2 separate regions of the Homo sapiens genome follow, and region 1 is linked to region 2. Evidence: chromatin contacts called from ENCODE Hi-C or POLR2A ChIA-PET data. All regions are on one chromosome and are shown on one strand. The core of a region is the stretch at or near the end of the contact, and the rest is flanking DNA. Distances in the headings are between cores, read along the strand shown. Region 1 has its middle 41 kb from the start of CYP24A1. Region 2 holds the start of ZNF217 (zinc finger protein 217).

What was found. A loop is a pair of places that touch in the nucleus more often than their neighbours do. ChIA-PET counts read pairs that join two places held with the same protein, here RNA polymerase II (POLR2A). Pooled maps may share reads with other maps.
Region 1: a loop to region 2 is called in a map of PC-9, with 10 times the contacts of the local background. The contact joins the enhancer-like site here to the promoter of ZNF217 in region 2. A Hi-C loop is called at or near these places in 1 of 168 maps with a recorded cell type or tissue (PC-9) and 2 of 50 pooled maps. POLR2A ChIA-PET finds 5 or more read pairs at or near these places in 3 of 52 experiments (A673, HepG2 and activated CD4-positive, alpha-beta T cell).

What each region holds. Positions count from the first base shown.
Region 1 is chr20:54,131,262-54,134,852 of GRCh38, forward strand. No RefSeq gene overlaps it. Among named protein-coding and RNA genes, the nearest start is that of CYP24A1, 41 kb to the right of the region's middle. Within about 2 kb of position 1,515, at least 12 of the 41 ENCODE cell types and tissues checked have a DNase peak (open chromatin) inside an H3K27ac peak, as active enhancers do; they include PC-9, where a contact is called at or near this core.
Region 2 is chr20:53,591,668-53,595,426 of GRCh38, forward strand. ZNF217 (zinc finger protein 217) reads right to left here and starts at 2,172. Exons shown (of 6, transcript NM_006526.3): 1 at 2,089-2,172. RefSeq lists silencers at 883-1,122, 1,543-1,692, 2,183-2,262, 2,353-3,192.

The sequences.
Region 1 (3,591 bases), core at 265-2,764, 540 kb after region 2:
ATGGTTTCTAGTTTCATCCATGTCCCTGCAAAGGACATGAACTCATCCTTTTTTATGGCTGCATAGTATTCCGTGAAGTATATGTGACACATTTCCTTTGTCCAGTCTATCATTGATGGGCATTTGGGTTGTTTCCAAGTCTTTCCTATTGTGAATAGTGCTGCAATGAACATACATGTGCATATGTCTTTATACTAGAAGGATTTATAATCCTTTGGGTACATACCCAGTAATGGGATTGCTGGGTCAAATGGTATTTCTGGTTCTAGATCCTTGAGGAGAACCAGAGATTTTTTTTAGTTACTATTTCTAAAGGCATGGGTAGGTTAAGAAAACTAGCAAGGGAGGATGAGACACCCAAGACTAACCACCGTGCGAAGTCATAAGGAAAGCTTAGCCTGAAGGGCCAAGAAGATGAAATAATTTTTGCAGATGCTAAGTGAAACTGAGGCAGTGAAGGAGGGGCCTTTGGGAGGAGCTGTAGCCTAGAGGAAGGAAGCCAGTGCCAGACACGTGGCCAGAGAGGCCATAGAGGCAGGGCTCTGATCTCTCTCACTTCTCAGCCTCTGATATCCAGCTGGTGCCTGCTTCCATTGGCTGAGCCCAAATGTAGGCACTGGCAAAGGAGCTGGAGCCCAGTGATGCCCATGTGGAAGGCAGCCTCTCGGGGCTAGAGGAGGGCAGAGACGGATCTAGTTGGGAGGACAAACAGATGGATGGGCTGATGTGATCCCAGACACGCTCCTCCAACTAGGGCATTCTTTCTCAAGAGCCTCGATTCCAGGCAGAGCCACATGGCGTCTCAGAGTCAGTGAATCCACCCGCAGTCAGCAAAGGAGCGCCTTTGGCTTTGTTTTGCTTCTGCATGGCTTGTCTTTTATTCTTCTGCTCAGCACTTCTCCTTCTCCTCATTTTCCTCTCTCCTGCTTTTCTCTTCTTTGTCTTCTGTCTTCTTCTTTGTCTTCTGCTCAGTATCTCTCTGATTCTTGAAGCCTTTCTCAGCCTAATAAGGGCCCTAAACTTCCACTGGAATCATGGAGAGCTCTTTTCTGTCCTTTTTTATTTTTTAGTGAATAAGAGTCAGATTCAGGTAGGACAGGTTTAATTTTGAAACTTGAAAAATTGCTCAGGACTTCCTCTTCAGGATATGAGCATTGGTCTTAAATATCAAAAGAAAACAAGATTTTTGGTAGGGTTCTTTTAGATAAATGCTTACTACTTACAACATATAGGAAGAGGAAAAAAAAAACAAAAAAGTGATAAACATTATAAATAGTGTATTTCTTCACTTCCTTTAACCATCATTTGCATATTTGTGCCCAGTGTCCAATACTAAGTGTTGCTTTCACCACTCAAGTGACTCTTGGGACCTGTCCTGAGAGCTGTGGTTTCAGGCTGGATGCAATGAAGTCTTTCCAATTGTTATACAATTGACTGTGAGCTACTTAAATCTGCCACTTATTAAGAATGACTGGTTATGAATCATCCCAGTTCCCAAATATGATGATGAATTTGTGATTACTCTGCAACAGTTTTCAAAACAAGATCTCATACCTTTCATCAGGAAGAGGGAAAATGGTTTCATTTTCAACACAGGAATTTGTTTCCCTGGTTGAGACATAAAACATGTGTCTTAATGGTTCTGCAATGTGCTGGGATTTACTCTGAAAGGATAGTGATTCACGAAGAGATGGAGTCGGGTTTCACATCCTTTGAAGTCTAGGGTTGCCCAATTGCAGTCATGGAGCAACATGCAGCTGAGAATAAGAGCCAACTGTTCCTGAGTTTGTCTTTAACGGTTAAACATGCCTCATGTGGTGTGTCAAAAGCTTATAAATTCATAATTGGGGCAAGGCTGCTGTGGGTTTAGTTGCCAATAATGTGTTGATGTTGGGTTCAGAGTGCCCAATTAGGATGGAACATAAAGCAATGCATGGCAACGAATGAATATGAGATCACTCATGTTTCAGTGGAATTTTCTTTGAAGATCCACAAAACTGGAGAAATGGCTGCCCGGATAACGCTGACATCACCATGTGGCCATATTCAGAGGGCTGAAGAAGTCCTGACAAACTAAAGTGGGGTGCTTCTGAAGTTCCCTAAATAGGATTGGATAAAGTGTAGGGATAGAGAGATGGTCACATGCAGGATTCCTTCCCACCTCCTTCCTGTCATATCAGAATACTTGTTACTGTGGCTGAAGTGACATTTCCATCCAGAAGCCAGGATCTGGTTTAGCTGTGCTTGTCTTCCTTCCCGGAGCTGAGTCATGAATGGCAGTTTGGGATCCTCCAAAGTGAAAGGTGTCTTTTGTTCAGCCACTCGAGGCTGCTCTCTCACTGTGCTCAGTTACAGTTTAACTGGCATTTCCTTGTCAGTACTCTGTGCTGTTGTGTAAAGCAGATTCAAGCTATTCTATTTGCTTCTTCTTATTTGTCCACTCACACAGTCACTATTTATGATGATCCTTCTATGATGAAGGCACTATTTGAGATGCCTGAAAACACAAAAGTGAGCAAGATAAACGAGGTCCTTTTTCTATTCTATTCTTGTTGAGGAGCTAGATAAGTAGGCAAATGGACAAACTAATAAAATAATTTTAGACAGTGCTATGGGATATGAAGGGGCTAAGAAGGGATGATGGTGTAACATAATTTGTGAGAGTTGCGCGATGGCCACATTAGATGAGGTGGTTCTCTCTGAATATGTGAATTTTATCCTGAGATCTAAAGAATAAGAAAGAGTCAGCAATGGAATGATCTAGAGGAAGAGTGTTCTGGGTAAAGGACTCACAATTGGAAGAGTCCTCAGGCAGGGAAGAGTGTTCTGGGTAAAGGACTCACAATTGGAAGAAGTCCTCAGGCAGGGAAGAGCTTGGTTTATTAAAGAAACAACAAGAACATCAACAGAATCTGTGTGGCTCTGCTCCATGAGAAAGAGGGTGGGGGATAGGGGACTATGTCAGAAAGCAATGGGAGCTGGTTATGCGGGCCATGGTGAGAAGTTGGGATCTTGTTCAATCATAATCCACCCAACTGTGTTTTCACTCCCTATACTTCCACTCTTCCCTCCCTATACTTTCTCTCTTCCCTCCTTATCCATCTCCTTATCCATGGTTTATCACTAAAATCACTCCCTTGAAAATATCCTGTCCTTTGGTATGAGTTATCTATTGCTGTGTAACAAATTAAACAAAAAATTTAGCAGTTTAAAATAAGAAGAATTTGTTATCTCACACAGCATTTGTAGATCAAGAAACCAGGCTGGCTTAGTTGGGTGATTCTGCCTGTAGGTATCTCATGAGTATAGTTATCTAAAGATCATACTGGGGCTGGGGGGGTTCACTTCCAGGTTGACTCACTCACATGCCTGGAGAGTTAGCCCTGGTTTTTGGCAGGGAGCCTTAGTTCCTTGTCATGTGGGTCTTTCCATAGGACTTGTTGAGTGTCCTCATGGTATGGTGGCTGACTTTGCCCAGAGACAGTGAGCCAAGAAAAGGGAAGGTGAAAGTCACTATGTCTTTTAGGATCTAGTTTTGAAAGTCATATATCATTGTCTTCATAATATCTAAGTAGTCCTAAAGGCTATCCA
Region 2 (3,759 bases), core at 922-3,421:
GGACACACCTTAAAAGTTCTTAGCACACATTAAGTAAGCACAAACTAGTGGCTTGCCTGTTATATTTTCAGACAAAAAGCAATGAGGTTATTCCTCTGCACTTGTCACTGCAGACACATCAAGGCTTTTAGAAACTACATCTATTACTCGTTGTCTAAGTATCATAAAACTTAGCATTTTAAGTCTTGTTTGATATCAATCAAGAAAGAACATCCACTTCAGGGGAAAGAAGTACAGTAAAATAAGAACATTGTAAATCTCCTTCTTGACATATACAAAAGAGAAGGTAAAAGGCCTCCTAAGACCCCTACCTAGTGGCCAGGCCTGGACGGCAGCTGTTGCTACCTCGCCTTTTCTTTTGTTGAGCTTAATCTCATGTCAAGTCATTCAACCAACTCAAAAGCAATGAAGACATAATTGAATCAACCTGAACTAAATCAGACCTAGGCTTCTTAAAACATACAGCTTAATGCTTCCAAACGATCTAGAAAACTGAAAAACCTAGCTACGCTGTAGGACACACAGTGGCCAATAATACAGGACCCCCAAACTGGCCAGTGGACCACTGCAACCGCCATTTACTTTCTCCGTGTTTAGGAATGTTCAACGCTCCAAGCCCCATAGACTGATTCAGGAAGATAAACTGAGGCTCAAGGAATTTCGAGGTAGAACAATACACCAAAGCCTTAAACCTGAAATGACTACCCTTTTCTGGGGGGTGGGGGGAAAGAAAAAGAAAAAAAAGTTTCTGGGGCTCTCAGGGCGGCCCAGATGCCAGGGTCCCAGAAGTGGCCTTTTCTAGCTCCTGTAACTAAACCTGGCGGAAAACTCCCTGCCTGCTCACCCCACCCCCACCCGCCCAAGAAAGCGCCTTCCCGTCTTCGGTGGCCCTACCCAGAATCCCAAAATGTGGGTTCCAACCCGGGCCCTGAACATCTTCTCAAACTCCCGGGACCCAGGTTCCGGCGCGCGCCCCGCGTGCCGGGTCTTGCCCCTCGGGCGGGACCGCCCAGGCAGCCCCAAATCCAGCCTCCCGGGCCCCCAGCAGCGCCCTCCGCCTCTCCACCATCCCGTCCGGCTCGCAGTCGGGGCCAAATCGAGAGACAAGAGGGCTGTGCCTGAAACTGAGCGGTTTCACCACTCGGCACCTCCTGGCAGAAACTTCCCTTAAAAAAAAAAAAAAAGAAAAGAAAAAAAAAAGCAGCAGCACTTTTGGGCTAGCATTTCAATCCTTCCTGCCCTTTAGAGTTCCCAGTTCTGCTTCCAGCTGGCTTTGGGTGTTCCACTAGAATTGAGTTGTAAAGATATTCTTTAAGTGTTTATAGAACATTAAGACTTAAAAAAATCTTTAAAATTAGAGGAGGGAAAAAAAAAGCCACCTTATCGCACACATCCAGGAAACGCAGCCCCGTGCATCCCTGTTCAGGGATGAGCAGGCGCCCCAAGACTCCCGGGGACAGATTTTTGGGCACCCGAGGGAGTCACGGGGCGCGCGTCGGGGTCCGCGGCGAGGCCCAGCCCCTCCCGCGGTCCCTTAGAGGCGCCCTCCGCCCGGCCCGAGTGGACCGTCCCGGCCATTGTTTACGGGGGGATGCCCGTCCGGACGCATTGTTTTGGCCGCTTCCAACTTGCCCCGGCCCTTCCCCGGGCATCGCGGGGGGACCCTACGCCGACGTTCCCCCTCCGCCCGCGCCCCAAGGGCCAACTGGGCAAATTGGGAGACCCGCCCCGCGGGGCGACCCAACTTTTCGGAACAGCCCCCCACCGCCCACCCCCGCAGACCCCCGCTCCCGGCGGAGATTCAGGGAACCCCGCACCCCAAGCCCCTCTGAATCGTGCGGCGTGAGTGTGACGGCCAAGAGCGGATGCAGCCCGGGATCGCCCGCACCTTCCCGCGGGCGGAAGCGCAGGAGCCGGCTGGGGAGGGGGCGCCCTAGAGGAGCGGATAGAAAGCTGAGACGGGGAACTGAGGTCATCCTGGGGGGGGACAAGACAACGAGAGCCGGGCGCCTCGGGGGCGGCGCGGGAGCCTCCGCAGGACCGGGCGGGCGCCCCGGCTGGCGCGGGCGGGGGGCGCGCCCCCTTTACCTGCGGCTCCGGCTCCTCGGCCATTTCCTCGCGCGGCGGCGGCCGGGACTGAGCTGACACCACTCGGGCCGGCCGGGTTTGAATGAGGAGGAGCGGGCGCGGAGGGGAGGGGGCGGGGAGGGCGGAGGGAGGGAGGGAGGCGTCGCGGAGTTTCTCTCAGCCTTTTGTGCGGACACCTCCCGGATTCCGCGCCCGCACCCGGCCCCCCAAAAGACACGGGGAGCCGCGGGCGAGGGGTGCAGCCATCCGCCGAGGAGCCTAGTGCCTTCGCGCCTCCAAGACCCCCCCCCAACAAAAAAGGAGCGTCCCCCACCCCCACCCCCGCCCGGAGAATATAGGGGCCGGGCTCACCTCGGGCGCGGGGCTAAGGTGAGCGGGGCGGGGGTGCGCACGGGGGCAAAGGCGCGGGCGCCCCCTACTCGTCCGCGCGGGGACAGTGCAGGCGCGGGGGGTCCCTAGAGCCGCCGGGGCGCGGCGCGTCCGGCGCTGGGGGACTGTTGGGTCAGAAAGTGTTCAGGGAGCAGCTGTTGCGCCCTCCCTCGGCCCCGCCGCTCGGAGACGCCCCGCCCCCTGCCTTCACCGGCCGCCCCGCCCCCTGCCTTCACCGGCCGCCCGGCCACGCCCCACACCGCCCCGGCCCCGCCCCAGCGCCCACGTGACTAGCATAGGCGCGCCCCTGCTCCGCCCCCCGCCGCCGACTCCGCCTCCGGGACGGGAGCGAGCGGCGAGCGCGCGCACTCCCAGTTCTCGCTCGGCGACTCCCGCGCACGCGCGCGCCGTGCCACCCTCCCCGCGCCCCCCGCCCCGCACCCCTCCTCCCGCCATCCGGCTTAACGTGGCGGGCGCGCGCCGCGGCGGTAGCCGTGACAGGTACCCGGGGAGGCCGGAGGGAGGGGGCCGCGAGGGTGTGCGCAGGCGCAGATCCGGCCCTGTCCCCGCCGCCCCCTCCTCTGCAAGGTGTGCGCGGGCGAGGGGAGGGGCCCGCGGCCCGAACCCCTGGGTCACCCCGAATTACAAACAAAAACCTTAACGCCGTTGCTCGCGGGTTAGAAGGCAGCTGTGCGCGAAAAACACCAAAGATTTTCTTCAAGCTTGAGGAAGGTCGAGAAGATAAACAGTTTTTAAATGAGTATCTTCAGAAAGCTATTTAATTGTTGTGATTTTTTTTTTTCTGAAAGGGCTGGGCTTGCGCTATTCTAACTTGAGATTTCTAAACTTAGCCTAGGTTCCAAGAATCTACTTGGTTTTGATAGAAATCCATTTGGAGGAAACCGGGGACAAAAAAAGGGACAAAAAAAAAAAAAAAAAAACCGCTACCCTTTCCCCTCCTCCCTACGCACAACTCATTTAAAGCGTTTCCCAAATGTTTTCTTTCCTTACTGAAAAAAAGGACAAAAAAAAGATCCTGATTCCTAAGGCCTGTGATATTTCCCCATTTTAAATAAGCTTCGAGGAACCATAGACATAACAAGCACATCCACAATTTTTCTACCCCAAAATGCAAACTAATGCAAATGTGAAATGGATCTATGCAAGTCGCTACTAACAAAATAGCCAAATATTTGTGTTTTTACCGGCCTTCAGCATATCCAAAATGAAAAAACTTTAAAACACATCAAGAAAAGCATTTAAAATATCTATTTCCTAAATCAAAAGAAAGAACGCACTACA